Regions from separate parts of the Homo sapiens genome. Here region 2 is linked to region 1. A link is a loop called in an ENCODE intact Hi-C map of the cell type or tissue named here. Cell type or tissue: heart left ventricle. All regions are shown on one strand. Links, peaks and the distances in the headings refer to the core of each region. The heading gives the core; the rest is flanking DNA.

Region 1 (16,206 bases), core at 7,533-10,032:
TTATTGTTAAACAATGCTAACAATTATCTGAGGCTTCAGCAAATCTAAATCTTTCTGCTGATAGAGAGTCTTGCGTCAATGTTGATGGCTGCTGACTGATCAGGATGGTGGTTGCTGAGGGCTGAGGTGGCTATGACAGTTTTTTAAAATAAGGCAACAGTGAAATTTGCCACATCATTTGATGCTTCCTTTCACTCAAGATTTCTCTGTAGCCTGTGATGCTGTTTGGTAGCATTTTACACACACTAAAACTTCTTTTCACATGGGAGTCAATCTTCTCAAACTCGGCCAACTGCTTTGGCAACTAACTTTATGTAATATTCTAAATCCTTTGTCATTTCAACAATGTTATCAGAATCTTCACCAGGAGTAGATTCATCTCAAGAAACCACTTTCTTTGCTCACAAGCATGAGTGGGAACTCCTTATCCATCCAAGTTGTATCATGAGATTGCAGCAATTCAGTCACATCTTCAGAGTCCACTTCTAATTCTAGTTCTCTGCTATTTCCACTACATCTGAATTTACTTCTTCCTCTGAAGTCTTGAACCGGTCAAAGTCAACCATGAAGATCAGAATCCACTTCTTCCAAACTCCAGTTAATGTTGATATTTTGACCTCCTCCCATGAATCATGACTCTTCTAAATGGCTTTTAGAATGCTGAATTTTTTCCAGAAAGTTTTCAATTTACTTTGGTCAGATCCATTAGAGAAATCACTATCTCTGGCAGCTATAGCCTTATAAAATATATTTCTTAAATAATAAGACTTGAAAGTCAAAATTGCTCGTGATTAATGGACTGTGGAATGGATGTTGTGTTAGCAGGCATGAAAACAACATTCACCTCCTTGTACATCTCCATCAGAGCTCTGGGTTGACCAGGTGCATTGTCAATGAGCAGTAATATTTTTGAAAGGCATCTTGTTTCTGAGTATCAGGTCTTAACAGTGGGCTTAAAACATTCAGTAAACCATGCTCCAAACAGATGTGCTGTCATCCAGGCTCTCTTCTTGCATTTATAGAGCATATGCAGAGTAGATTTAGCATAATTCTTAAGGGCGCTAGGATGTTCAGAATAACAAATAAGCATTGGCTTCAACTTAAAGTCGCCAGCTGCCTTAGCCCCCGGCTATAGAGTCAGCCTGTCCTTTGAAGTTTTGAAGCCAGGAATTGACTTCTTCTCCCTAAATATGAAAGTCCTAGATGACATATTCCAATATAAGGTGGTTTCATTTACATTGAAAGTCTGCTTTTTAGTGTAGCCACCCTCATCAATGGTCTATCCTAGGTCTTCTGGAGAACTTGCTGCAGCTTCTCCATCAGCACTTTCTGTTCACCTTGCACTTTTATGTTATGGAGATGGCTTCTTTCCTTAAGAATCAACCTCTGGTAGCTTCAAACTTTTCCCCTGCAGCTTCCTCACCTCTCTCAGCCTTCCCAGAATTGAACAGAGTTTAGGGCCTTGCTCTCAGTTAGGCTTTGGCTTGAGGGAATGTTGTGGCTGGTTGGATCTTCTATTCACACCACTGAAACTTTCTCCGTAAAAAAGTTTCACCACTAAACTTTGCCCACTGCAAGCTGAGAAGATCCTTCGGAGACCTCTTTGGAAACACATAGCAAAGAAAATGACAGAAGCCGCCATCTCTTGTATCTTTACCATGCTTTCAACAGTAGCTACCAATTATTGAACAGCTGGTAGGACCCAGCCTCTCTATAGACACTGAGGCTTCTAATCTCCTTCTTCTCAAGACCTCAATAAGGAAAATGAGTTCAGAGCTGTTATTAACTTGAGGAAGGTTGCACAGCCTATAAGTGACAGGACATGAATCAATATGACCTGTCACTTATAGATCACTTATGACCTTGAGGCTCCTGCTCTTTCTAGTTCTTCATTTCTTTGTGTGTTTCCTGTAGCTCTTCTCCAAGGGCACACCCCACATAGAGAGACCCACCAGGCCTGGCTTGAGTGAAACTAAATGCGTAGTGAGTAGAAGTTGCCAAGCACCAGTGAGAATGGGAAAATGTGGACAACGTCACCACCTGCCAGGTAGCAAGCACCTAGGCTCCTACAAATGGGCAAAAAAAAAAAAAAAAAAAAAAATCGGTCTCAGTTTTCAGCCTATGGCAAATGAGCCTTCAGCAAATGACATGAGCATGCTAAATGATTGCAGTGTCCATAGCAGGTCTTGAAAATGAACCCGGATAAATTTTAAGCATCACTGGTGTATGCTGAGCGTGAAATACCTTGAAAGCAGCATTCTCTTTTGTAAGGATCCTATTTTCTCTTAAGCATTTCTGCCTTGAACCGTATGGTTTGCTCAAGGCCTCTGACTACTTCCTTTTTTTCTGGGCTGACTAGGATTCATTTACACTGTTTTTGTAAGGATGCGTTGCTGGATGCTGTGGGGAATAAAGATTCTGCACAGATGGACCCTCACTGTATTGTTGTAGACCAGGGGCCATTGCCTGCAGGGACCTCTGTCCTGGGTGGTGTTTGGTGATCAGAGGCTTGCCAGGGATGGCAGGGACGCCAGGGACAGCAAGGACGGCAGGGACGCCAGGGACGGCAGGGATGCGAGGGACGGCAGGGACGAGAGGGATGGCAGGGATGGCAGGGAGGCGAGGTCTCTGGTTGTCGTGATTGGGCGTCTGGGTGTGTGTTTGTTTATGCTTGTTTATTAATGCCCCACCTACTTCCAGAGAGATCTGGTTCTCTGGGAAGTGAAGGTTAGAGATTCTTATTCCCGGGTTGTTTTGATTTATTTTTTAATCATGAAACTGAGTCACACCAATGGTACAGATATGAACAGAAAAATTATGAGTCCCATGCCTGCAGTTTCTGAAACATGCCCTCTTTCCTTCTTGTGTTTTTTCTTTTTTATTGTGATTTTATATATATAAATAAATATTATATATATGTAACCACAATAGAAAAGAAAAAATACATACATTACAAAGTTTGCCATTTAACCGTTTATAAGTGTATCATTCAATGGCATAATTACATCCACAGTGTTGCTCAGTTATCACTACTGTTGATTTCCAGAATGTTTGTTCACCCCAAGCAGAAACTCTCAACTCCCTGTTCCCATCCCCCATGTATATGGAACTAGGAAAAGACTCCAGTGGCAGCTGATGACACACATTCCTACACCCCGGCAAGCAGAGCATCCAGGACAACCTGTCCTGTGCCCGAGGGGTGGGGCACGGTCACCCTGACCTCCCCTGCTTCCCCTGCCCATCCATGGCTGTCCTTCACTCACCCAATTAGTGATCATAGGACAACAGGAGGAGCCTGGGAGAGGAAGGAGGAGGCCTGAGGGATGGACACTGGGGTGCTGAGGCGGAGGTCTCTGGGGTGAGCAGACACTGGGGTGCTAGGGCAGGGTCTCTGGGGTGCTGTGGTGGGGATCCCTGGGGTGAACGGACACTGGGGTGCTGGGGCAGAGGTCTCTGGGGTGAGCAGACACTGGGGTGCTGGGGCGAGCAGACACTGGGGTGCTGGGGCGGGGACTCTGGGGCGACCCAAGACCCTTCTTTATTTGCCGGGATGGAGTCTTACAGTCAGGCTTTGCCCTCTCTCGCGGCCTCCCCCAGCAGTAGAGACTTCTCACTTCCTGATGTTCGCTGCTGGACATTTCTGATGTGTTTGTCTTGGAGATGGTTTTTTCATTACCCAAGCTGCTGCTAAATCCGTCAACATTTATTTTGTGAAGTTGAAATAGGTGGACGAGGCAGGATTGGGAGGAGGTAGAGGCGAATAAGAAGGACCAAGTAGTGGAGAGTAGAGGGAGAGTGGGTGGCCTTATGATATTGAAAACACAATCCTGAAATTAGACTGTTAGTGATGACAGGCTTGGTGCTCTGGAGGTGAAGCTGAGGGTACCTGCCTACCTTGATTTCCAGACTGGTTTATCCCAACACTTGCTAACTCCACGTTAGGGCTCTTAGTGGCTAATTGTCTCTAAGCTTGATTTCCAGACTGGTTTATCCTAACACTTGCTAACTCCGCGTTGGGGCTCCTAGTGGCTAATCGGCTCCAAGCTTTGGAGGGAGCATTTTAAGGTCTTTTCAATCAACACATTTTATTTTCTGATGACCTAGAAACAGGTGTGAACTCTCCGACTCCCCACCAAAAGAAAGTAGATGAAGAACTCTTCAAAATTTGTAGAGAGGACATATCAGAATTGAATCACAACTTTTCAGGCCTTGGCAAAATTTTCTTTAAAGAACCAACACAGGCACACCTACTCAGCACTGCTAGTGTAGTGGGGAAATGGCTGGCTAATCCCTACTAAAAGAGTTTTGCTGTGTTCTAATAAAACTTTATTTAAACCACCTCACACCGATTAGGATGGCTACATCAGAAAAAAAAAAAAACAGGGAAATAACAAGTGTTGATGAGGGTGTGGAGAAATTGGAACCCTTGTGTACTGTTGCTGGGAATGTAAAATGGCACAGCCACTATGGAAAATAGTAGGATGGTTCCTCTAAAACTTTAAAATAGAATTACCAGATGATCTGGCAATTCCACTTCTGGGTATCATCAACTGAAGAATCATAAGGTACATAAATTTGGAAAGCAGAGCTTTATTTCTCATAAAGGGTTGCAGCCTGCAGGCCAGCCATTCCGCAGACCAGGAAGCGTAGCCTCCAGCTTCTGCCAAGAGCAAGCACTTCCAGGGAGGAGGAATGAGACAGGAATTTATGCTGAGTGGGTTGGCTAAGTATACATAATCAATAAGCTATAGAAGAAGTCATGAATATTAATGAAGGAGAAACACACACATGTGTGATTGAGCCATGCCTCTTCGTGGGTCCCGTGTTCAAAAAAATACCAGCATTAGGATGACCCAAGGGTGGAGGTTTTGGCCCTCTGATGTCAAAAGTTCAAACAGAGGCCACGAAAACCCTCACTGCACATCCTCCTTCGACTGGCCAGAGCCACCCTGCAGTTGGTAGCCTCTCAGCAGGAGGGCATGCAGTGTCAAACTGGCAAGCTGTCACGTGGAAACTGCAAAGAGGGAGGGGGAGTCCACTTATGGCTCAGACAAGTGGCTAAAGGTGATATAGGAATGAGTTGTCTGCTTCTTGTTTTCTAGAGCCAGTTTCTGCTTCCTCCTTAGGAGAGAATTCTGGTTAAAGGCTATTAAGGAAAGGGTATACTGAAGCGGGTCCAACCTCCCATCTCTTCATGGTCATGGGCTGACTCAGTTTTTGTTGTTGTTGTTGTTTTTGTTTTTTTTTGTTGTTGTTTTTAGACAGAGTCTTGCTCTTGTTACCCAGGCTGGAGTGCAGCGGCGCGATCCAGCTCTCTGCAACTTCTGCCTCCCAGGTTCAAGCGATTCTCCTGCTTCAGCCTCCCGAGTAGTTGGGATTACAGACGCCTGCCACCATGCCCGGGTAATTTTTGTATTTTTAGTAGAGATGGGGTTTCACCATGTTGGCCAGATTGGTCTTGAACTCCTGGCCTCTGGTGATCCACCCACCTTGGCCTCCCAAAGTGCTGGGATTACAGGCGTGAGCCACGGCGCCCGGCCCGGATTCAGTTTTTAAGTCTTCTCTGGGGTCCCTTTGGCCAAGAAGGAGTCTGTTCAGTCCATTGGGAAACTTAGGATTTTATTTTTATTTCTCAATATTTATCCAAAATAATTGAACATAAGGACTTGAAGAGAGATCTGTACACTGATGTTCATAGCAACATTTTTCACAGTTGCGAAAAGGTAGAAGTACTCAAGTGTCCATCAACAGATAAATGGGTGGTATACACGATGTGGCATATGCATCCCAAAGCCTCCATTTCCTCATTTGTAAAATATTGTGTGATTCATACCCCGCAAGACTTGTGAGCATGAAATAACATGATCTGTGTGAAAGCAATGACAGTGTCTGGAACTTAGGGGGTGCTCACCAAATGCCTAGCAGCAAAGCAGCAGAAACTAGAGGTGGTCGTGTGGGAGAGGATGGAGGAACCGGTGGCTGGGAACTGCCTACTTTCAGGATTTCTTACCTTTGGCCCACGACAATTCCTTGGCCAGGAATGCTGTTTTGGTGGAAACTGGGATGGTATGCATCCAGCACGTCACTCTGTTTATTAGGCATCAGACTGGTAGACAAGGGCCCAGTAATCTCGGCTCATGGAGACCCAAGTGGGGATGACACGGCCTCAGGCTAGAGCAGACGCACCCTGGGAATCCTCTGTATTCTTGTTGGCATCACAGCCCAAGCCTGTGTCCAGCAGGGCTGACCAGAAGAAAGGTCTGGGGCATTTTAGGTTTTAGTTAAGAGTTTGATGGAGGCTTAAGCTTTTATTGATTTGAAAAAGAAAAGAAAGGGAATCTTGGAAAAAAGTAACTCGCTGTAGTGCAGACAGGAAATAATAGCAATGAAATCTTTTGGCTTCCCTGCTCCTGACCCCAGAGGTCCCTTCCTCGCTTTAAAATCCTCAGGCACCCCCTCCACCCCTGTTGCCCACAAGCAAATATGCAGACTCCAGAGCCCCACATCCCCGTCTCTCACGGTCTGGCCCAGTTGATCTCTCTCACCTCATTCCGAAAACTTTCTAGTGACATTGGTCTTCCCACCGTTTCCCAAATCCCAAAGACACGAGGCAGATCCCACCCAGTCCCCCAGCTTTGCATTACTTTGCCCTTGTGATACTGGGGGACGTTCTTAGAAGTCACTTCTTTCCACATATATGGTTTTTGTTTCCCAGTCAAGGTCCCAAGGTAGGAAGTTTCTGGCCATGTGAGTCACCACCTGGATGAAGGAGCCACCCTGCCAAGTGTGGGGAGGTGCCAGGAGACGGAGCGGCTGAGATGAAGCATTCATTATCTCTCCTTCCCATGGAACTGAAGTGACATTCTCTGCATCTCTATTATCACTTCACCTCAACTTGCCTCTTCCCAGCATCCCTGAATTATGCAGAAATCATTTGAAGGCAAATTCCCAGCTACTGTTGCTAGACTCATTTTTCTGCAGGGATGGAGGAATGTGTTGCTAGACTCATTTTTCTGCAGGGATGGAGGAATGTGTCACTTTTAATTTGTTTCCTTTTTTCCCACCCATTTTGGGTAAAACATTGTGTTAAAAGATACATCGTCTCCACCCCCAAAGCAGCCTGTCTTCATGCCCAAGGGATTTAAATGCCCTCATATTGAAGTGTACAAGCTAATTATGTAACTTAAAGTAAGTTTAGGGAAGGAATTTAAATACCCCCACAGCTTCACAATGTGAGAAATGGGGCTGTGCAAGCCCCTGGAAGTTCCCTGCCTTTCTCCACATTCTCCCTCTGTAGTAATGAGGCTCCTCATCTTTCTGTTTTATTGGCAGCAAACACTGGGTAACAGGGGTGCTAGAAGGGCCTGAGGGTCTGTCATAAGCAAGGGCCTATAATTGTGCCAGGAGCCTGGAATAGTTAAATTGGTTCCTGATTACTTTTCACTCGCTAAGTTCCCCTCAGCTCAATTAACATATAATTATTTAGGACTATGCTACTTTTGTTACTGGCACATGGCTTTCCAAATAGGCAGCTTTGGGGGATGATCTCCCTCTGGAGCCCACGCACTGCATCCATCCACCCGCCCTTTTTGTTCAAGAACAAAAGCAAGGCTGGCGGGACCTCCTCCAGAACCTTCATGCTGCAGAGAGGCTTGGACCTTGGCAGGTGCCTCCTGCAGGCAGAGCCTCGCCGGCCACACCAGCCTGTCTCCCAAAGACGCGCAGAACTGCAGAATTCACAGGGCTTGTCTTTCTCTTTTACCAAATGCGACTTTACATTTTGTAAGGTGTCAGTGGAGATCATATCAGTGTTCAGATAACTTTGTATCATGTGGTGATGCCTCTTCCTTACCTTTAATCTCAAAAATAAAAAAACAAAACCTGTAGGTTCAAAGTTCCAGGGAGCTTAGAGGCACTGGGGTTGAGTGCTTTCATTTGTCAGTGGAGAAGATGAGGGTCTCGAAAACTTGAGCAACATTTTTTTTGTTTTAACATTTTTAAAATTCTATTGTAAATTGACAAATAATAATTGTGTATGTGTATGGTATGCAGTCGATGTTGTGATACATGCATTCATTGTGGAATGATTAAATCAAATGAATTAACATGTCTGTTCCCTCACATACTTCTCATTTCTTGGTGGTGTTGAACAACGTTCCGAAGGTCAGGTAGCTCCACGTTTAAATGGACATGAAGCCATTGATAGATAGATAGACATACTTGAATTAAGACTTTAATTGTACAAATGTGTGTATGTGTAGGCTACAATTAAACTCATATTTGACACTGTCAAGAATTAGTAGTTTTTGTTGCTAATGGGGTTAAATGTCCAGGATAGGAAAGCTTACTGGTTTGTTGTTGCTTTAATTGCATTGGCTTGGGAGTGAACCCATCTCCCTTTCTTATTGACCTCACATTTTTTTAAGTGGATAATGTTATGACAAGTTTGATAAAAATGATGCTTCTGACTTTCTGGAGACAGGAATCAATTACCAAGAAGAGATAACATTTCTCTCCATTGAGCCATTAAAAATAAAATTCACAGGCTTCTAGACCTTACGGCTTTTTGAATCTTTTTAGGTTGACATAATTTGCCTGTGATTCTTTCTGGATTATTTATTTGTATGTTTGGTTTTATCTCCTGAATTTTAGATTACAAATAATCCTTCCTTAGATTTTGACCATTTTTAGGACAGCATTCCTGAAAGCATTTAATTCTCACAGCATTTGTTATTGTTTTTTAGAAATTAATTAATTAATTCTCCTGGCTCAGAATAAGACATAATTTGTGTGGTTCACAAGGTGGTTGATCCCTTCCCCCTGAGTTTCTGGCATTTCTGGTGGAATCCCTAATGAGAAGTTTGCATAAGAAGAACCTGAAGAGAGCTGAATCCCACCGCAGAAAACCTACACGGTTTTCTGCAAGGACTCAGGGAGAGCCAGGGGCAACCAAATACTCTAGCCTCCCTGAGGCCTCTCATTTGGGCCAGAGCCTGACCTTCTGAGCCAGCTCTTTCATCCATTCATTCATTCACTTACTCTTCCATCCACTTATTCATTCATTCCTGTGTCAGTTACCTAGTGAGCATATACTGTGTACCAAATGCTGACTTGGCACTGAGGACACTTAGGTGAACAAGCAGGTGTTGCCACTGCCTTCGAGATACCTATGCTTTACTCACAATCTGGAGGGCTTCTCTTACCTAAACCCAACTCCAGCAGTGTCCAGCACAGATAGAGTTGTCAGGATGCAGAGTCAGGCGCATTCATACCCCACACGCCCTCGAATTGCCTGCTGGGCAAAGGACTATGATCCTGCACTGTGTGGAGCCCCTCATTTCATTTGGCAAGGCATCCTCCCATCCAAACACTTGGCTTAGCTTGCAATCCTTCTCATATTCCTCTGTAACAGAAAGCGGATTGGTATGCAAAAGCTTCTAATATGATTTTCTTATTTTCCCTACTTTCACATTTATTAGAAATAACTTATGAATTACAGTAACTAATAGATTTTTTTTTTTTTTGAGATGGAGTCTTGCTCTGTCACCCAGGCTGGAGTGCAGTGGTGCAGTCTCGGCTCACTGCAACCTCTGCCTCCCGGGTTCCAGTGATTCTCCTGCCTCAGCCTCCTGAGTAGCTGGGATTACAGGTGCACACCACCAGGCCCAGCTAATTTTTTTTTTTTTTTCTTGAGATGGAGTCTCACTCTGTCGCCTAGGCTGGAGTGCAGTGGTGCAATCTCGGCTCATTGCAAGCTCCACCTCCCAGGTTCATGCCATTCTCCTGCCTCAGCCTCCCGAGTAGCTGGGACTACGGGCACCTACCACCATGCCCGGCTAATTTTTTTGTATTTTTTAGTAGAGACGGGGTTTCACCATGTTAGCCAGGATGGTTTCGATCTCCTGACCTTGTGATCCGCCTGCCTTGGCCTCCCAAAGTGCTGGGATTACAGGTGTGAGCCACCATGCCCAGCCTGTAATTTTTTTTTTTTAGTACAGACGGGGTTTCACCATGTTGGCCAGGCTGGTCTTGAACTCCTGACCTCAGGTGATCTGCCCGCCTCAGCCTCCCACACCACACTCGGCCGACTAATAGATTTTCTTACCTAAAAGTTAGTCTCTGGTTATGTTTCTCCTTGCCTCATTGGGTGATTGGCCCGGGGCATAGCTGTGTTTCCGTCCCGTCAGGTGTGGGCTGTAGGATATCATTTATGCATGTCCTGGAAGTTTCTGTGCAAGTGACGCAGCCCTTGATGCATTGAGCCCAAGCATCATCTGATCTTTGTTTACTGCACTGATTATGGTTTTATTTGATCTTTCCTTCAGCTTTCCTCATGCTACTTGAATTTCCACGTTGTTTTTGTCCCGGCATTTAAAAAAATTTATAGGGAATCTGAATTACAGAATCTACCTCTCAGCCCTGCACTTTCTCAGTCGTCAGTTTCTTAAAAGGTTTTTGTTCAGCCTTCACATTATTTTAGCATGACATACATAGTTTTTTTTTTTTTTTTTTAATTTGAGACAAGTCTCACTCTGTCACCCAGGCTGGAGTGCAGTGGCGCAATCCTGGCTCACTGCAAGCTCCGCCTCCCAGGTTCGCACCATTCTCCTGCCTCAGCCTCCCAAGTAGCTGGGACTGCAGGTGCCCGCCACCACACCCAGCTAATTTTTTGTATTTTTAGTAGAAACGGGGTTTCACTGTGTTAGCCAGGATGGTCTCAATCTCCTGACCTCGTGATTCACCCACCTTGGCCTCCCAAAGTGCTGGGATTACAGGCGTGAGCCACCGCGCCCAGCTGACATATTTCTTTAAGTCATTTTGAGAACTGTCTTTATTTAACTAGCTGCAGTTGTCCCAGAGCTTAATTCGAAGCAGCATATTGCAACTGTTTGGGTGCTATCTTGAGGCACAATAATTACCCTATAATAATAATGTGTGTTTTAGTAAACTGGTCATTATTGTCATAGAGGGCTGGAAAGAGTGTCTTCTTAAAGCTCATAAGGACCCTAGGGTACTCTGCAAATAGCAGAGTTCTAAACCTGAAGGAAAAAATTAAGGGGAAAAAAAATTGTGTTAGTGGTCAGAAGCCCCGTGTCCTTATGCATCACGGCACAGCCCACCCTGTAATGACAAGAAGGTGTTGTATTCCACTGACACTTGGGGGCTTTTCTGTGATCTCTGGGGTTGCTGCATGTACATCCTCAGAGGCTCTCTCAACACAGTTACCAAGGGTCAGGTGGGTTACTTAGACCATCTCTCTAGCTCATACTTTGTACTTCTGGGGGCTGAAGGTGACAGGACAGACCCCATCCCAAGACTGGGGGGCTGATTAGAGTTGCCAGGCATCCCGTATATGCAAAGCATGTCCTGAATTTTGCAACTTTTGTCCTGGATCCTTTATTAATTTGTCAGGATGCTCTAAATGTCCTGTATTCCGCTTTTTTTTTCTAATCAATTACAGAATTCAGCAATAAGAGCTTTATTCAAATTTAACTGGGCATCCTATATTTGCAAAATCTGGCAACCCTGCGGCTGAGGAATGTTGCTGCCCAGCCTGTGTTCTTGGTTAATGGACAAGGCAGCAATGCCTGCGTCCCTCCATTAATAGTCACTTAGAAACACTAATTCCTCCTTTCTGGTTATATTTTAATGTCCCCGGGGAAGAAGTCAAATAACTCCACCTGCAGTTTTCTTTAGTGACCAAAATTGCAAACTCTGTCACAGGCCCTTTGTCACAGCTGTTTTGGTCCCAGAGCTAGCCGATAGGTTTCTTGATGAAATAATGTCTGCGAATCCCTTTCTCAGAGCGGCACGCAGTGTGAGCGTGAGAGAATCTGCAGTGACAGCGGGTGATGGGCGGGAGGTGGTGGTGGCAGGTGGCGATGGAGACCTCCTTAAAACCCCAGGTGGTGAATTTCTTCTTCCCTCCTCCCTGGCTCACTGCCTTTTAGCGGCTGTGACATGGCCAGGGCGTGGGGAGCTTCTCCAGGCACGCTTGGCTGAAGAGATAATGCTGTCAGAGGACAGCAGTTACTAGTAAGTAACCTACATTTCCCTTCTACTCTGGCTGCTCCTTGCTGTCTAAATAGAGAAAGTGGAATTAGGTTTATCATCTGTGACCTAATACTAATTCCTCTTACATCCTGCCTTTGTGCAAAGGGAAAAGGGCCATTTAAAAAGTAGTGGACGAAGCTTTAGTATTGTAAGCACTTTCAAGCGTTATAAAACAAATCTGTTGAATGAACAAGCATGTGAGAGTTGGTATTCTAGAGTCACGTGTGATCGCCCAAATTGTATATTTCATTACAAAAAGTATATAAAGTCATGGTATTATAGAGTGTTAAAATTATACTTTATCAATGAATCAAGAAATTAAAATTTCTGAGAAAATTCTTGTCAAATCACTTTCATGTCTACTAAAGCTTTTAACTTCTTCTCTAGTAAAATAGTGGTCAAAATTAGCATGTGGAAAGTAGGCCAATGATACTGAAGTCGTAAGCCATGCTTCCAAGCCTGGAGATATTGCAGCAACCTCTTCCAAGCCTGACAGCTCCTTGCGAAGAGTGCTTTCAACTGGGTAGCTTGAAAAAGCCAGCTAAGCAAAGATCAGTGGAATCATAGAACATTAAGACATGGCAACTTGAGAAAACGATTTAATTTGCACCTTTTTTTTTCTTTTTTTTAATTAGATTTTGTTTTAAGTCATACTTTTCAAATGTTACTTTCAGAAGCTGTTATTTTGGTCTGTTTCTTTCATCCTGCATGTGCTAATTTCCTTGATTAATTTGGAGAACATCTGCATATAATTCCGTGATCTTTTCGTTGGCAAAACCTCACAGCTTTGCGCAAGACTTGGAGAGTTCACATTCCAGACAGTCTGGGATTGTATCTAATTGAAATGCCAAACCTACCGAAGTGCCAGAGCGTAAGTGTGTAATTATGTAATTTTCTCTTGATCTTTCAGAGTCTTCCTGCGAGCAATTAATCAGTATGCAGATATGCTGAACAAAAAATTTCTGGATCAAGCCAACTTTGAGCTACAGGTAAGAGAAGAGGTAGACACGACCTTTGTGGAGAAATCATGTTAAAACAAATTGCTGGTCCGAGCCAGTATCTTACAGTATTTCTAATCCTTGAACTTAATTGGTCTCCCATCCAAGATGCGGAAACGGAATTTGTAGTATGTACTATTGGAACCTGAGGAGTGAAAATTATACTTTTGGAGTATTCGCTTAATTTAGCAAGGAAAGAGATAGAGTTGTTTCAGAGAGAAGCTATTGAATCAGAGTGACAAGAAGGGACTCTTCAAGCAGGGAGGCCACCAAGTCCCGGTGTGTGTATCTGCCAAGATTGTCTCAGCCCATCTTACTGTGGAGGGAGGATCAGCAGAGGAGGAGACCCAGGTCTGCACCTCGAGCTCAGCTTGCTTTTATAACTCTGTGTTCCCTCCATATCCTCTCTCGGCCTTGTGCTACTAGCAGTGGCTTTTACCAGGCCAGAGACCCTGCCCCCCAGACCCCATGGTCCTCAGAAATGCTCCTTTGGTGAATGCAGTGTGTGAGAGAGAGAGAGAGTGTGTGTGTTTGTGTGTGTGTGTGTGTGTGTGTGCGCGCGCGCATGCATGCTGTAAGGATTGATTTTGCCTGGCCTGATTTGTGTGTGTGTGTGTGTGTGTGTGTGTGTGTGTGTGTGTGCATGCTGTAAGGATTGATTTTGCCTGGCCTGATTTCTTACTGTGCATCCAAAATGTGTGGCTCTCACTTCCATTGTACTCTGGATGTGTTTCTGCTAATAATGATTTTATCTGTCATTATTATTACTTAGTTTATTTTAGTAAAGTATACAAATTTTTGAAAAGCATGCAGATACAAATGGCATGTTTATTTCCTGGGCAAGATGATTCACTCTCTCAAAAGGAACCCGAAGGATTTTTGTTCACCCATTGGGTGATCCAACCCCAAAATAAGTTACCCAATAGCAAATAATAAGTTTACCCAATGCTCTTTCATTTGCATTGCCCTTATTTTTATAATTTTTTAATTTTAAGTGTTTGTTGTATTGGCATTACAGGATATAATTAGATAATAATATATCAGGTGCCATATATCTAAACATGTTACTTGTTTATAAAATTTTTTATCATTTTCTCTGCTGAATGCCTGTTTTCATATGTCATAATAACATACTTTCTCTTTATACAATATATATGTGCTGAATATCAGTTTAGCAGGTAAAATAGGAAACATTCCTTCCTAACCCTTTGCTGCCTCTCACTGCCCCTCTGCAGGGATAACTTTTAACTCATTGTTCTGAATTCTTTGTCACGCTTTCAGCATTTATATGGGCCTGTGTGTGTTTTTTTTCAGCCTTTAACATGAACTGGATCATACCCTGTGTTTTTCAGCTCTGTCATATTCCACGATATGAATGTACCAACATTTATTCAGCCATTTCTGCACTGATAACCTAGAGGCTGTTTCCAGGTGTTTACAATCACAGGCTGTGCTACCGTGAGGGCTGTGATACATGTGTCTCTTAGTACACGCATTGCTATGGAAAAGGTTGATCTCTAGGCCAAATGATATGACATTTTAAGTTTGATGGAAAATGATCAATTTCCTTCCTAACATGATTTTAGCAATTTGCCACCCCACCAACCTTGAGAGCAGCCACTTTCTATCTAGAATCTTCTTCAACACTGATTTAAAATGATTGATTTTTGTTTTTATTGTCATTTTTCTGATGATTATTTAGGCTAAGAATACTTAGTGGCCATGTGGGTTTCTGCTGTGAATTCTCTGATCATTTCTTCTCCTAACATTCGTATTTGGCTGTCTTTTTTATAAGTTGGAATTCTTGATATAGGCTAGGCATGGGTTTAGGCTTATCATATAGAAATATTTCATTTTTCTGTAGTGAAATCTGTTATTTCTTTTACAGCTATCTGGTTTCATGTTTTACTTGGCAAATCTCTCCTTGCCTTAATATTATATACTTCTAAATTTTACTGTTTTGTGTTAGTTAGGATCTGCTAATACCTGTGTGGTTTTGTGTTTTTGTTTTTATCTTTCAGGTGTTTAATCCATTTGGGATTTCTGTAGTTAGTATAGGGGTAAGGATCTAACTTCACTTTTTCCCACGTCATTTCATGAATAGATGACTCTTTCCCCAATGATTGGAAATGCTACAATTAACATAATTATAAATGTATGTGTGTATAAATTCCATTTTCTGTGTTATTATCCTAGAGGCTTAATCCTTATACCTTTGTACCCAGCTAGCAGAGTCGCTACTTTTCCACTCGTTTTCTACTGCAGAATTATCTTGGCTGTTTTTGTGCATTTCCTGTTCCATTTGGAGTTTAAAATCAGATAGCTGAGTTTCTCTTTTAAAAACATACTGCTTGGATTTTAGCTGGAATCCCATTGAATTGATAAATAAATTTGGAGTAAGTTTATGGTATTTGAGGGAATACTTTGCAGTATTTTTTTCCCCATCTCATACTAGACTATTTAAGTATTTGTTTTGCCATTTTTCTGGTTTTTTTCTAGGTCAGGTCTCACACATGACTTGCTGGGTAGATTCCCGTGTGTTTTAGTTGTGGCTGCTCTGGTGGGGGAGCCTGTTTCTCAACATGTTGGTTCTCCCTGGCTTTCGTCCTGTTTCATGAGGATGGCCCCTTGGACTCTCACCGTGAGCCCGCACACCTTACAAGCCACGTGCTTCAGGGCCCACATCGAGCGTCGCCCCTTGGCAGGTGTGACACACATATTTATTGTTGTTTGAGGAGGGTTTAGCAGGAATCGCTGCCTGCTGTCGGCTGCATTCTGAGAGTCACAGTCAGGGGCCCATCTAGCATACGACCCATGTCTGCATGTACCCAGCACAGATCTTAATTTAAACACCACCGTCACCACCATGAGTGCTCTGGCTCAAAGGCAGCCCTGGTCCTATGTAGGAAAAGAAAGAATTAGGAGTTGGTGAAGCTGTCATTTAAAAAGAAGCATTCGTGTTTTGTTGTTGTTGCTGCTGCTGTTGCTGTTGCTGTTGTTGTTGCTGCTGCTGCTGCTGCTGTTGTTGTTAAAGGGAGCAGGTAGAAATGAAGATCTATTGTGAGTCCTCGCAGGCATGGGTCCTATTCTGGCTGAGCCCCTGACCATGATTCTCAGAATACAGGTGGCTGCAGCCAGTGATTCCTGCCGGTGC
Region 2 (16,206 bases), core at 8,046-10,545, 220 kb before region 1:
CATTTTTTGGTTAGGCATGGTGACTCACGCCTGTAATCCCAGCACTTTGGGAGGCCGAGGGGGACAGATCATGAGGTCAGGAATTCGAGACCAACCTGGCCAGCATGGTGAAACTCCATCTCCACTAAAGATACAAAAAATTAGCTGGGCATGATGGCGGGTGCCTGTAATCCCAGCTACTCAGGAGGCTGAGGCAGGAGAATTGTTTGAACCCAGAGGCAGAAATTGCAGTGAGCCTGGATCGCGGCATTGTACTCCAGCCTGGGTGACAGGGCAAGACTCTGTCTCAAAAATAAAAAAAAGAAAAGTCACCATTCTTTGTGATCAGCTCCTGCACTTAAGACATCTTCCTCTCCCATGCCACGAGGGCATCTTCTGCATCATCATTGTTAGTAACTTTCATGCCGATCCATCCCATGCTGGCCTATCTTTAAGCAGCAACAATAGACGCAGCATCTATTATGTGCTTTCACCATGTAAAATAGGTTTTGCACAAAGCACTTGTATTAGTCCATTAATCTTTACAACAATGGTATGACATAGGTTCTATTGTTAGCCGAATTTTATCCTCAATAACTTGTCCATGATAATTCAGCTGGTAAATGGCAGTGGTTCAAGGCCAACCCGGGCTTTTTGAATACAAAGAACAGGCCTCTAGCTACTGTGCTACCTGATGGCTGTTGAGTTGTATTCAAGTTTTTTTAAAAAAAATATATTATAAAATGCTAGGATAAAATTTCCTGTAGCTTAATTGTAGTTTCTGCTCCTATTTTATATCATTAGGATAAAAAGAGAAATGGCATTACTTGGTTTTGCATTTTCTTAAAGGATTTTCAGTAGATTTTATCTACTCGTCCCCCTCCAGAAGGTAAAACCAACATTCTACCAGTATACGTTGGTGTCTGTTTTCCCAAAATATTGCTGGTACTGGGAATTACCATTTTATAGAACCTTGCCAGTATGACTGGTGAAACCGTATCTGCCCATTTTAATTTGTGTTTATGTAGTTACTAACAAGAGCTCTTCTAAAATTTCTTCATAGGTCTGTTAGCCTTTTGTAAAAGTGTATTTTTAAAAAATTGCTTTATTGTGGTATTATTTACAAACGATAAAGTCACCTATTGTAGACGGTTCAATTCAGTGGTTTTTAGTATATTTACGAAGATGTGCAGTGATCACCAGAGTCCAATTTTAGAACATTTTTATAACCCCAGCAAGATCCCAGTGTCCATTTCTGGTCATTTTTCCTTCCTAGCCCAGGTAACCCCGAATCTCTTTTCTCTCTCTACACATTTGTGTTTTCTGGGCATTTTACAGAGCTGGAATCATACAACGTGTGGCCTCTGTACTGGCTTCTTCTACTTAGCATAAAGTTTTCAAGGTTTCTCCATGTTTTAGCATCAGTGCCTCCTTGTTTTTGGAAATGAATTGTGTGGCTATACTGCATTTTGTTCATCCATTCATTAACTGATGGACTTCGTGTTTTTTTTACTTTTTCAGTATAATGAACAATGCCACTTGGATTCATGGACAAATTGTTGTGTGGATATATGTTTTCATTTTTTCTCGGGGAGGTGGTATATGCCTGGAAGTGGATGGTGACTATGTTTGACATTTTGAGGAAATGCCTAACTGTTTTCCAAAGTGGCTGTGCTGTGTTACCTTCCCACCAGCTTGGTGTGACTGTTCTCATTTCATTATATCTTTACCAACACTTGTTATTGTCTGTCTTTTGGATTATAGGCACGTTAGTGATTGTGAAGTGAAAACGAACACTTTCAAAACATCATTTCTTGGAATGAGTTATTGACCCCATAGTGCATGAGAGGCTGTGTTGAACATACTGGTGACATTAATGACCATGTGATGACCTATATCTCAGTATTGTAACAACATTGGATCCTTTTGCTATGTGTCTCAAAATTATTTCCCTTGTGTTTTTCCTCACAGCAAAATGTTTACTGAATTCATCCTCAATGTTCCCATGGGCTTGCTGACCATCCAGAAACTCTACTGCTTGATCGAAATCGTCCACAGTGACCTCTTCACACAGCATGGTGAGTGGAACCCCAAGAATTATTCACTTGTCCTGTTATTTATTTTCTGAAGACATTGACCCTCTGAATTGCCTCTTCTTGACAAAAGGAGTAGAGGCTGCAACCAATTAAAACTGCTGTATTACAAGACAGGAAGATTTAGCCCTTACAAGAGAAGGGTAATTGACATGTAATGCAGGTAATAGATCATTGAGAAATGAAGGCAAAAGCTCGTAGTTTGTAATTTAGGTATACACCAAAGTCCTAGGGTAATCAGCATACATTGTAGCCTTTAAGATATGTGGTTGTCTGTCCTGGGGAGGCAATCACTTCGCTCCATTGTGATGATTGCAAGGAAAAGAATTCGAGTTTTCTTTAAATCTGAAAGTAATGGTTTTATCTTATTCTGAACTTTGCATTCTTTGACAGCATTTCTTCAAATCCTACTCAAAGTAATAAGAATTTCAATGATTCTTCAACTCATTTATCCTGCAGAACACTTTATATTTCCCTATGTTATCTCCCTGCCCTTTTTAGTAATCATTTTTTTTCTATTTGGACAGATTAAATTAATATTTTACCCTTGTCAAGCAGTTTTATTGAAAGCTTAAAACCTCTGCATAATTCCACAAACTTCCTCATTTATTGGAGGCAAATGTGAAGTCTGTTGAGTGACATTCTGACTGAGAAGCATGGATTTATTCGATTCCATTTGTGCCTGGACATTTGGCTGCTCCATTCATTTTCTGTTGTCCTCATTCTTGGTGTTGTTCTCAGTTCCCCTGTGCTTTCACGGATCCCAGACTTGGGATGTCCCTGTTAAGTTACGGGCTGGGTTTGGAACACACTCTGTGCTTGGCTTGGTCCTTTGTGCCTTCTGGGATGCGAATTTTAATCTTCTTTCTTGGCTTAACCTTATAAAATGCACCAGAGTGTACACGTGTTGCTAAGGCTAATATTGAAAGAAAATGTTGACTTCATTTAGGTGAGAGTGTTCTTCTCTAGAAAAAAACACATCAAACCAAGAAGTGGGTGACTTTCTGCAGCCCCTCCATGTAGACCTCTCTCTTTAGTCAGAAACCACTTCTTACTTTCATAAAAGAAAGTCAGTTCTCACCATGGTCTGGGACTCAAAGCACATGACGCTCCATTGAGCTATTATTCCTGACTGTCCATATTTCAGTTTCTCACTGGAAACTGAATTGCCCACTCACCAGGTGTTTTCCAAGACTTGGGTACTCTAGGGGGCTTAAGGAAAGGCTGATGATAGAGGTGATGGCCAGGCACCCTGCTTCAGGGTTTCCTCCTACAGTGAATAAGCTTTGTACCACAGCAAGTAAAATCCTCCGAAAATTTTATATCTGGGTCTTATTAGGTGGGTTACTGATGCTCCTAACCATTCAATGCCAAGACACACACAGCGACATACTGCATCACCAGCACTACCGTCATCAGTATCTTCATCAAATTAACAGCTGTCAATGAGTGTCAACCGTCCATGAATAACAATTGTTGTAAATTGTCGATGAATTGTGCTTGATTTTTCTTAAGTGTTGATTTAACGAAGATCTTCTTCAGGATATATTTACATATATTTTTAAATTTCTGTTGCAAAACTTTGTTCTGTATGTCATTTAGTTTCTTTGAATAAGGATGTAAGCCATGAAAGATTCAATTAGATTTTTTTTTTTTTTTCGAGACATAGTCCTGCGCTGTTGCCGAGGCTGGAGTGCAATGGCACAATCTCAGCTCCCTGCAACCTCCGCCTCCTGGGTTCAAATGATTCTCCTGCCTCAGCCTCCTGAGTAGCTGGGATTATAGGCACCCACCACCATGCCTAGCTAATTTCTGTATTTTTAGTAGAGATGGGGTTTCACCATGTTGGTCAGGCTGGTCTCAAACTACCGACCTCAAATGATCCACCCGCCTCGGCCTCCCAGAGTGCTGGGATTACAGGCGTGAGCCACCGAGCCTGACCCCAGATATTTTTTCCTCTATTAAAACTTGCTCATTTCTTTAGGTCGTAGAAAGCTTGAAGGAAACTTACTGTTTATATTCGATGATTTTGTTAGCTTAGGTGTTTGTAATTGTGTTCTGTCCCTCTTTCCTATGCCCCATTTCTGTTTCATTCTTGTTCTCTAAGCCTTTTATCTTAGACAGCCTGAAGTCCTGTTTTGGAAGTATGCAGGATGTGAATAACTGCTTAGCTTTGTTTAATATGGAATTACCAGGTCATGTAATATTTTGAAATAATTAACCTGCTGTCATCTTTTTAAGTACGGAATTAGGATTTTGATCTTAGTATAAGCAAGTTGTACCCAATGTAGTAAATGAGGTTGTATGAAATATATGAATCCCAAATTATTGTGGGCTAAATGAACCAAAATTAGCCCGAAGCTTCGTGTCTTACAAGCAGCCCCAGAATTGCCCCATCAGTAGAAGTTGTCTAAGCTGTAACTGGCAGCTCAAATGTACTTCTAAATGCTTAGTGGTTGCCTAGAAGCATTTCGGAATGCTTTGGCCAACGTGAAAATGGTCCCATTTACTGTCTTTGAGTTTTAAGCGTTTTTCTTAAAACAACCTGTTTTTCTCATCTGCAAGCTCTCTGCTTGTTCAAAGCAGCCAACAGACATCTTACCTCCTGGTCAGGAGAGATTTATCACCAGAAATCTTCCAGTTGGTCCATTCTTACAAAAGATGTCATTACTTTTGCAAAATATTCTGTGCCACCTTTGGTATAACAATTTAAAGCCAAACTGTTTTCTGATGAGACATGTTGAATCTGATTTTCATGCTTTTTTCCTGTTTCTTGTTAATTTGTACAAATGTGGTTGTTTTTGTCCTGTTTCCTGATCCCAGTGGAATCAGTCAAATGAACTCTCTTTGTGTTCAGATTTCTAGAACTTGGTATAACTGGATTTAGCTGCATGTGCCACTGAATGCACTTGCCCTTAGTAAACATCCTCTGGAGGATGTGTTCAGAATGTGTCACTGTATGTGTCCTCCAGGCTCCTTCGTGGGGGCTCCCTGGGTGAAGTGAGATTCCCAAGTCTTTGCTTCTCAGCTTGTGTGTTGCCTTACTCACTGAAAGAGACCCACTGGTTGCTTTGCACTAAAACATTTCTTTTTATCTCCGCCTGATATAATGACAAGTAGATCTGTTTGCAAGAGGCTGGCAGTGAATTCTGAAACTGGTGTTGTTCCTCTGCAGAAAAGCCTTTCGTTGCCAGGTCTGGGTCCCAGTAGGCCAGGCCTTACAGTGCCTTGGTTGTTTCTGGCCTTGTTTTCCCCATTTCTCTCTCTTGGAGAACATGGAAACCGTAGGTGCATCCTGAGTTTGTTGGGCTTCATAGGAGGCACGTCTTTGGGCTTGTCAAAGCAAGACAGCTCTGTGTGGTCCAGTCCATGTGGGACTGGCCTGAATGAGGACACCAGGCCTGCGTCACTGCGGCCATTTGCTCACAGAGCATTCAGCCTTCCTCTGCCCTTCTGTTCTATCCAGGCCCTCAAGGATTAGATGATGGCCACCCACACTCTGCAGGATGGACATGCTTGACTCAGTCCCCCAATCCCAATGCTAATCTCTGCTGGAAACATCCTTACAGACACACTCAGAAATAATGTTCAGCCAGCTCTCTGGGCATCCGTGGTGCAGTCATTTGGCATTTAAAATTAACCATCACAGAGTATTTCTTCCAAGAGGCCTGTGATTGCCCTGCTTAAAAAGCCCCCTACATGCCACCTCATGGCTCCTCATGGCACGCCCCCCATGTGGAATCATTGTATTTCTTACTTGCTTATTTGTAGGCCTTCCATAGGATGAGAACTTTCCAAGCTGGGCCTTGTTCATCTAGATTTTGCTCTTCTGCTGGTACCTAGCGCATGCCTGGCTTCAGCATGCCTGTAATGGATATTTATTGAATGAATGAAATGCTTATGGGTATTCCTAACCAGGAGGCAGTACAGAGAAAGAAGCAGGACCAGCTACACACATGTGTAGTTGACTTGATTGAAGGGAGGTAAAGGTTTGGATTCACATGGGGAAATTGGCAATCTTTCCTTGTCTTAGCATTGAATGAATTGATCATAGGGGAGAAAGGAGAGGTCTTAGAGGAGGAGTAACATCAGGAGCAAAGGGAGAGGGAGAAGAGTGAGAGACTTGAGGTGTGAAGAGTCTTCTCTGAGCAGTTTTATAAAATCAAGATGCTCTTCTATTTGCATCTGATCTAATCATTCCTGTTTTCTGGAAATAGGAGGGGGGTGCAGTTCAGATCTGTGCATTCAAGATACCTTTTGGCTATACCTTTGGCTAAAACTATGGAAAATTTCAAATATACAGGAGGGCAGAGAGAAGAGAGTAATGCATGCCAGTGTACTCATCACTCAGCTCCACAAATTATCAACTCATGATCCTTTTTTTTCTTTCTTTTTTTTTTTTTTTTGAGATGGAGTCTTGCTTTGTTGTCAGGCTGGAGTGCAGTGGCACGAACTTGGCTCACTGCAACCTGTGCCTCCCGGGTTCAATCGATTCTCCTGCCTCAGCCTCCTGAGTAGCTGGTACTACAGGCGCATGCCACTACACTCAGCTAATTTTTGTATTTTCAGTAGAGACGCGGTTTCACCGTGTTGGCTGGGATGGTCTTGATCTCTTGACCTCGTGATCCACCCTCCTCAGCCTCCCATAGTGCTGGGGTTACAGGCATGAGCCACCGCGCCCGGCCAGTCCATCTTTTCTTATCTATATGCCCGTCCCCCAGATATTTTGAGGCAAATCTCTGCCATCACAGCATTCCATTTTTTGTCATTTTAAATGTATGGTGGTAATACAGAGGGCAAACAGTGTTCCTAAGAAGAGGTTGTGCAGAGGAGCTGATCCCCATGCTGATAAGGCATCCACCTTGGATGTTCCCACCCCTGGCCCTTTGCTGAGGTAGAGGGCCTGTGATGCATTAGCATACTGTGTGTGAGTCAGTGAATGGGCAGTGTGTGTGAGAGTCAATAGGCTGTGATGGCTTTAAGCTTTGTCTCGCCATGTGACTTGACTACTTGAAAGCTGGTTGATAGATTACATGCTTCACCAAAAGATGACTCTTGCATATAATCTGTGGTGTGGAGTGAGCAGATTTTCAAAGCAAGATAGATACAAAGAGAAGGAAAAGTCAAAGCTTCATCATTTGTGCATTTGTAGCTTTGTTTCCATGTGATTATATTGTTGCCCACATAGCTGACAAAAGCTGTGAAAATTAAAGCTTAAATCTTATAGAAATGAAAAGTTTTAGTGTAATTAAACACTAGAACACTGACGTTTAGGATTTAAGCTCACAAAATTGTGTAACATTAATGTTATAGAAATTGGAATAAAATGAATCAAGCTGAGCTAACATTGACTTTTAAGTTAGTAAAGAGCATTGGCTATACTTGTAAGAAGCCTTTGAGTGGAGGTGAGAGTCCTCCTGGAACATGTTCTCTCACCCACTGGCCCCTTTCTGAATCTGACAGCTTTGGGAAGCTTGTTTCAATGAACACTGGGTCACTTATTTGCTTTGCAAGGTATAATTTTTCCATATTCCCATTTCTATAGTGGCCAAAGCAGTGGACAGGTTTTCTTTGGAGCTTACTGTGTACTTATCATTTTGTCCTCACTTAGTTTGTTTTGGATGGGAGTATGAGACTTTGAGAGTAAATTTTAGTGGTAAGGCTACCCCTTTTTGGTCTTGCAAATAGTTGGATACTCTAGATAGATTGCTTTTCTGTAAGCCTGCTCTGTGTAGTTTTCTGTTTGTCTGTTTGTTGTTTTTCTGGTGGTTGGACTCTGGCAGTGAGTAGGAATGGGAAAGAGGCCATTCCCTCATACCCTGGCTCTCCTGGGGCTCCTCCCTTCACTATAGCAAACAGGCTCCTTGTAGACAGTGTTCATGAGTCTTTTCAAACTTCATTTGCTTTCATTTTTGAGCTTCTTGAAAGTGTAAGCCTGGTAAGTTTAAATTATTTTCCTTATTCTTATTTTCAAGGTGAATGATTCTTCTAGTTATCAAGCAGAGTAAAACTCTCCTTTTTAATGGTGGAAACATTAGTTACAGCAGCCCTTTGAAATCTGAGGGCAAAATCCCAGACACTTACTGGGACTAGCTATTAGGAAATATTGAAGTCAGATTTCTACACTATTATCATTGTGATTTGATCCATGATAGAAATTTATATCTCAAAAATTACCCTATTAATAAACTTATTATGCCTTAAATTATAGAAAAGTTGCGTGTTTAAAACAAACCCATAATATACCTTCTTAATGTTTTGATAAAAGCATTTTTGATTAAAAAAACCAAAATAAAATCTCTTGAGCTTTACTGTTGTGGAAAATAGAAATATATCGAAAGGGATCTTAAACCTGGAGCTACTCTGCAGTAGTTTTGTTAACTTGATAGATGTTGTGCAGAAGGAAAAATTGGGGTTGGGGTCAATTTTGCCACATTCACTTAATGTACCACTCATATAGCATTCTGCAGTACTTTAATTAGATAGTTGTGCTGATGACTTCTGATGAACGGTACCAGCTGTGAACCCTGAAGACTGATTCTTTTAAATAATGGTGGAATGTAAACATCATTTTCTCTTCTGTTTCTTTCATGCCTTGAGAAAACTTTTTATCTGTAATACTGCACCTTTTTCATCCCTCATTCTGTATATCATTCTCTGTCTTTCATTATATATGTTTTTGAAAAGACCATTTGTTATAACACTGCAGGATTTTAGAAATGACTTATTGAATGTAGGAGGGTGAACTCAATTTCAGGTTTTTAATTGTTTCTGTTTCAATTCCATCATAATTCATTGAATATCTTCCGTGTGCTCAGAACCATTGATTAGCGAGTTTGCTTCCTTTGAGAGTCTTCAGAGTCATCTACTTAAAAATGTAGAATTGGAAAAGAGTGATTATCTCAATGCTCAGATAAGGACACCAGAGTTCAGCCAGAAGCCTGGCAGGGAGCTGTCCACCGCCGTGGTGCTGATTGAGGAGGTGGCTTCTTACAAATCTATCAGCCCACTCTTTTCTTAAACTGTTTCACACCCACCATATGAGTAATGCATTCTGAAAACTGAATTTACTTCAAATGCCATATGGAGCAAGACAAAATACAAATAAGTGAATAAATAAACATACAAATAAATTAAATGTATAAAGTATACAGTGTTGTGCTTATATGTTCATGGAGTTTTAATAGTTTTTCTCTTCTTTCTGTGTGGGACCTTTATCTGTGATCAAATTGGTGGTGCCAACAGTTTATGGTATAGTTGGTGTAAACTTTATCATCGTCTGTTGAGTTCTGCTGTCACTTCTGGGTGGGCTTCTGTTCCTGTTGCTGGATGTTGAATGCAAGAAGAACGATCTGAGAAGAGACTGTGTTGGTTGTGCTGTATTTAGTCATGTGCACACTGGGCACCAGGAAAGCAAGTCCCTGAGTCTCTTTAGTACATGATTTCTTCTAGCTCCTGGTAGCTGATTTCTGTAACTGCATGATGTGTTGTCTACAGTAACTAGCCTGGGACAGTGGAAAGAGCCCCAGGTCAGCATGCAGTCTCCTAGGTTCTGCTTTAGGACCTCTGTCTTTTCTTGGGCATAAACTCCTCCCTGGGTGCACAGTCCTTCCGCTAAGATGAACTGCAACACAATATAGGGTTTTGACATATGTATTTTATTGTCAGAGCAACCAGGAGGGGAGTTTGTGCAGGACCACATGGGCCAAGACCTATGTTTTTTTGCTACCTTTATTCTCCTGGTTTAAAAAATACCCACCATTCCACAGCCCTGTATATTCTCTCTCAGTTTTCTCATCCTCCATGTGGTGAGATCCTGCCTGCAGACTGACAGCCCTGTAAATTCTTTCTGAACTTAACACAAGCCACATCCTTGATGTACCCCCTTCCACCTAGAAAACAGACTTCCTGCCTGACCAATTCTTCTCACACAGTGTTTTCTGCATTTTTCTTGCATCTTGCCAATTTTTTCATCTACTGATAAATGGGACTCATTTGCAATTTTTCTCCATTGGCTCTTCTTTAATTTCTTCCCTCTGACAACTTGTTACTAACAGAGTAATGGAAGTTTAATCCTTAGTTTTCCAGAGTAAAAGATACAAAATATCTGCTCCCCCACTGCCTTCCTTTAAAGGATGGCTCGCTTTTTTACAAAGCCTTGTGCCGATGTCCAGAAAACATATATTTGACAAACTTCTTTTTCCTGTTGTTCAATAGTCCACGTGCTACTGTGCCCCCTCCTTCCAATTTCCAACACCCTTTTACTTGCTCTGTCACCTTTTCATTTCAAATTCCATGATACTGAATACCTCAAGAGTGAAGTGCAGATTACCGCATTTCTAACAATTTCAGCCCTCTGCCCAGTGGCCCTGTTCCAGTCAGAACACGTAAAAGGTACTGTCGGGCAGCTTGGAACAGAAACACTGTACAGGCCATTTGTGTTTACTCCATTTTACAGACTAGGAAACTAAGGTGCAGAAAGGAAAAGTGACCTACCAAGGGTAACTTGATGTTGATTTATTCTCTGGTACTGCTAACTTTCATGACTTGTTAGGTTAGAATGATTCTTGAAAAATTTGCTTTGCGTCTGTTATGTAAAAATGCCTGAATCATACAGGTTTACACACACGTGTACCTGCATGGGTCCTTTACTCTGGGGGCTCCAGCTGAGGAATCAGGCTTTTTTTTTTTTGAGACGGAGTCTCGCTCTGTCACCCAGGCTGGAGTGCAGTGGCGCAATCTCGGCTTACTGCAAGCTCCGTCTCCCAGGTTCACGCCATTCTTCTGCCTCAGCCTCCTGAGTAGCTGGGACTACAGGCGCCTGCCACCGTGGCCGACTAATTTTGTTTTTGTATTTTTAGTAGAGATGGGGTTTCACTGTGTCAGCCAGGATGGTCTCTATCTCCTGACCTCATGGTCCTCCTGACTCAGCCTCCCAAGTGCTGGGATTACAGGCGTGAGCCACCGCGCCCGGCCGGAATAGACATCTAATAATTCTGACTCCGATGGTGCGTAGAGGTGCAGTCCTGAAGGTCCCTTCACTCAGCTCCCAGCTCCCACATCTGTGAAGTGTGGGGCTAAGGAGATGGCTCTGCGATTCCTTCCAGTGTCGGCACCGTCTTCTGTATTTCTGTTGTTTGAAGACTTGAATGGAGGGAGGAAAGCACGTGAACATGTTGAAACCTGTGGGTCCAGGATTCTTAGATGGTTGGAAAATAAGACAATTGACTATACAAGATGAATAGCAAACACCCCCCATGTATATGATTCTTACTGTTTAATTCTTAGGAAAAGTGTTATTCTGGATCTCAGTTCTATGTAACACAGAGTTATTAAATGCACTTTATGGATCATTTATTTAATGTGACCAAACTAAAAATTAAGAAGTACATTACTCTGTTCATAAAAATGAATGTTTTCAATGGACAAATTCATTCTTGTATTTGCATCTTGCTTTAATGTAGAGCTGTAATGGGGTTATGGTCAGATATTCTGCTTGGGCATTTATAAGCTGATAATGCTTATTGAATACCTTTTATAAAGATTAATATTTTTTACTCTGTCCTCATTACCAGAGCATTAATCATCCTGGCTTCGGCCCTTGCAGCTGAGGATGAACAGATGTTGAATTATTGCTGTCTGTAATCATTGTGGATCACACTGGGGAAGGGCCGTGAAAGGGTGGCTGGTGTGATCCTCACAGCTGATTTGCATGGAGCCTGGCTACCTTTATAGCTCTGTGCATGGCAGAGGAAACCAGGATAGCTGTGCCAGCTGATTCTAGCTTCCTCGTAGGTCACCGTAGCCTAAGTCAGCACTGACAAGCACTGGCGGTCCTGGAGTCACGTACGTGTGACAGGGTGTCTGATAAGAGAGAGCTGTGGCCATGACTCTGCTTACAATAAATGCCAGTTCATAAAAATGAGAAGTCACATACAAGGTCTTTAACATCGGCTTTCTAGCATTCTCTGAGACTGTGCTGTCCAGCAGAAATAGAATGTGAGCCGTGTATGTAATTAAAAATATTCTAGTTGCCACATTTTAAAAAATGAGGCAATTGATGAAATGAATTTTAGCAATGTATTTTGTCTAAAACATCACTGCAACGTGAATTCTCTCTAAATATTACTAATGATACATATTTTACATTCTTTTTATGATATGAAGTCTCTGAAGTCCAGTATTTTACACTTACAGCACATCTCTGTTTGGATGTGAAATTTTCACCAGACACTTGATCTTTATTTTCATCATTGAATATAATTTACCTTTGAAAAATGAGATTCACATACCCCAATTGTTCCAAACATTGGTTTCTAACAAGTAAATCAAGTAGCACTTTTTACATTTGAGTTTATATTAATTACAATTAAATAACATTAAAAATTCCTTTCCTCCATGGCACTAATTAGATTTCACATGCTCAGAAGTTTCCATGTTGGGTATCACAGCTCTGAGGTATTAGTTTTCTTTTGTGTCCTTTTAGTTGAACAGCTGACTTTGTATAATACTATACCTTCTGTTAACCACCATTTGTTGTAGGCTCATATTTGCTAAATACACACATCGTATCATTTAGTTCTCAGTCAACCTGGGAGACGACCAACAGCATCCCCATTTTGCACATTAGAAAAATTAAGACCTAGAGAGTTTAAGTAACTCTTAAACGCTCTAGATACAAAGCAAAGAGCCAGCAGGGGGGATTGCATTATTTCTTTATACGTGTGGGTAAACTGATTAAAAGGCTTTCCCCAAATCCCATAAAGTGACCCAGGTTCCTGGACTTCTGGTCAAGTGTTTGTTCCAGAGTATTCAAAAGATGATGTGTTTTTCTTTAAAATATAAGACCCCTCCTCCTTTTTTTTTTTTTTTCTCCTGGTGGATTATTTGTTGGCTTCCCAGGCCATCTGTTTTGGAACTAATGGGACTATCAGTGCCAAACCTGTAGAAATGACATTTTGTCCATGGGAAAAGTATTCAGGACATTTAGGTGTGTTGTCCATAGGAAGATAGGAGATTCCTCTTCCTTGGCTGCCAGAGACAGCTGTTCATGCTTTAAGATAGGTCATTGTAGGGTATATGTATATGTGTGTGTGTGTGTGTGTGTCTATCTGTCCGTCTGTCTGTCCATCTGTCTGTTTTTGTAGTATACGTTCCTCAGTGCTCTTGATTTGCTATCTTAAGACAAAATTCAAGAGTCTTACTGTTACTTAAAACGTGTACTCCCACCACTTCTTGAAAAAACCTATCTGTAGACAGAAATATAGAGTAAGAGAAGTCCCTTAAAAAATGAGGTTTTAAGAAATTTATGTTTTTGCTTTTGGGGAAGGCAGCTGAGTGGCTACTGTACTGGATAGTGCAGCTGTAAGGCTTTAGTTTTCTTTGTATATTTTTAGTTGAAAAGGCTGACTTTGTATACTGATATTTGTATTATTGTTATTAACAGCTACCATTTCTTGAGGGTTGAGAGTGGCAGACCTGCTTTTAACTGCAGACTTTAGTTTGATACCACATGTGCGTAATTGCAAGTTAATCCAAGACACACACACTCATACCACCACTATCATCAGGCCTTGGTTTATGTGCTTGGATATGCCATTTAAGAAAAATAGGAAGGCTTCTGCTCTTATGGAGATTGCATATCAGCAAGGAGGAACAGATAATTAAAGCAATCAGTATTTCAGTGTTCCGATAACGGGGCATTGGAGGCCTTCCTGTACCTGGGTCCAGTGGGGGCTGTGCTGAGGCCAGCAGATCACAGGTCACCAGGGAGGTGCACTCCTTGGCTTTGCTGCCTTCAGCTTCGGTCCTCCCACCCTCTCCTAGTGGCTCTGGGGAATTGCCTTTCTTTGGGGGCCTGGGATGGGTTGCTGTGGACCAGGTGACGGACGGTACTGTAAGGTGCCATAGCCTGTGTGACCCTCTGCCTGGAGGCATGGTTGAAATCCCTGGCATGGGCAGACTGACCTTTGGCCTTTAGGGAAAGAGCCTCGTTGCCAGCCTGGTCCTCCTCAGTGACCTGGTTCTGTTTTGGGGTCGGGGTGGAGTTTCCTGATGCTGATGGTGCCGGGGGAGACCTCTCACTGAGGCATGTTGGATGGCTTTTTACACAGTCCTTCCTCAAGCAGCATCTCATTTTGTCTCGACAGTTAAAGTAGACATCGCCCCACCTCCCCACTTGATCTTGACTGGCCATGGATGGCTGGGTCATGAAGGCTGAGGTGCAGTTGGATTCTGGTCTATCAGGATGGTTATAACAATTTTTTTTTTTTTTTTACATCTTCTTGGGGGCTTAGTGAATGAAATGTCTGTATTGGGACAAAATGACAGTGACATTTCTAAAAGTTTTGTTGTTTCTCATCAGGAGAGGCTGGATAGCAAACAGGTGAAGGTAGCGCAGTCCTCCAGGTGGGGTGGATGGTGAACGTTACCACCAGGTAACCAAAGATGGTTGATAGCATCCTCCAGCCAAAGATGAACAGACAGACACCTCTTTCTTCTCACCAGAGTAATTCTAACAAATGAGACCAGCACACTCAATTAGCTCTGAGAATAGCACAGATCACAACTGCCTACCCAGCATGACAGATAAATGGTGCGGTGAGGGATGAATTTAGGCCAGGACATCTGGGTACCAGAGCCTACAGGGCCAGCTCTGCTGTTTCTGAGCCCAGTGCTATGTTCCTCTGATTTTCTGGAATCACTTATGGACACACCCTCCTTCCAGCCTGTACTGGCTGGTCCGTTAGACCTTTTCCCTCTCTTGGGTCCGTCCTAAGCTTGCTTCAGAAGACGGCTTCTAAGCTTATGTAGTCATTTTTTTCCTTAGTCACATTGTCAGGGGCTGTCATTACCTGCTCAGGTCTTAGTGGTTCTAACTGCTGCCTCTGAGGTTTCTTGGAAATTCAGCTTGTTTTCCAGAATGGTGGCAGTGCTAGGGATGACCAAGTGACAGGGTTGGGCCAGGGCTCTCCCCATGTTGAGGTTGGCACAGTGTGTGATGTGTTTCCAGCCAAAGGGCAAGAGGACTCATTTGGGAGATATTATGGTGGGCACCACGAGGAAGAGTGCTGGCAGGGCGGGGCTCAGATAAGGGTGTGCTGAGGAAGCATTCCAGCCAGCTGGGCTAGAGCATTTGGAGTTAAACCCTACGTCGGATGCTGTGTTGTGGTTAAGGTCAGCAGCTCAAGAGTCACTAAAGTTGGATGTAGTTTGTAAACATCGAGGTTCTATAGGAAAGGCATTGAGATTTGGGGGTATTTGTGGAAATAGTGTGTCCCATGTGTTAGCGTTTCCAGGCTGGATTCACTCCCATGAGGTCATTTTCTTGTTCATTTCTCTTAGACTGGCTTTGTTCTCGGGTGGCTCTAACACTAGGGCAGTCTCCTACACGGGCAGCCCATCTTGGCACTGTGCTCTCCCTCACTGACCTCCTGTGGGATTCCAGACACCACAGCCTTCGAGGCTGACCTGGCCTCTTTCCAGAAGATGTGCAGCTCTTAGCACGTCATACATTTCTTCTGCCTAAGTGTTGACTACTGGCATTGTGAAATTAACAGGTACATTCTTATTTTCCTATATTAATTGGACAAAACTTCTTGTAAAAATGGAGTTGCTCTCACTCCTTTCTTGGCGAATCAACAAAAAATGGAATTGGGGAAGGCCTTGGCCATGAGCCGCCCACATGTGATCCGCTGGAGACAGGGGAGTAGAGGGGTTTGTGTTTCTTCTCAGTCTTTGTTTCTCTCTGCCTGCTCCCCAGTCCTTCATTACAGTGTAGTTCTTGGGAAAGTTCTAAGTGTGCTCTGTGTACTTAGAGGAACCATTCCAATGTTGCATGCTTATAGTTTTCTTATATAAAAGAAACATTAATGCAAAACATGTTTTAATGTATCTTTAATGTTGTAAGTCTTAAAATATAAAATCCTGAAAACCGGCTAAGTCTGTTTAAGGTTTTAGAGCACTGCTGTCTCCTCTTGTGCTCTGCGTTTAAAGGAAACAAGAATGGCTGGGCTAGTGTCAAAACACAGAACTGGTGTTGTAAATAGATAGTCCATGCTGGAGAGTGGATGATGCTCCAGCTAAGCTGGATTTCCCAACTGGAAGAGACAATTAGGGATTGCATTTCACCTTT

Evidence for each region. Peaks named below come from ENCODE experiments on the same cell type or tissue, not always from the same donor. Only the 100,000 strongest peaks of a DNase experiment are listed, where the experiment ranks them.
Region 2: a loop joins it to region 1, with 2.4 times the contacts of the local background. A loop is called at or near these places in 1 of 110 quality-filtered maps.

Annotation. Positions count from the first base shown.
Region 1 is chr10:127,326,042-127,342,247 of GRCh38, forward strand. It overlaps DOCK1 (dedicator of cytokinesis 1), which reads left to right. Exons shown (of 52, transcript NM_001290223.2): 30 at 12,965-13,043. Among named protein-coding and RNA genes, the nearest start is that of INSYN2A, 140 kb to the left of the region's middle. In heart left ventricle, for the core only: no CTCF peak of the experiment used is centred there; no DNase peak of the experiment used is centred there.
Region 2 is chr10:127,108,298-127,124,503 of GRCh38, forward strand. It overlaps DOCK1 (dedicator of cytokinesis 1), which reads left to right. Exons shown (of 52, transcript NM_001290223.2): 25 at 1,951-2,057. Among named protein-coding and RNA genes, the nearest start is that of INSYN2A, 80 kb to the right of the region's middle. In heart left ventricle, for the core only: no CTCF peak of the experiment used is centred there; a DNase peak (open chromatin) is centred at 9,024.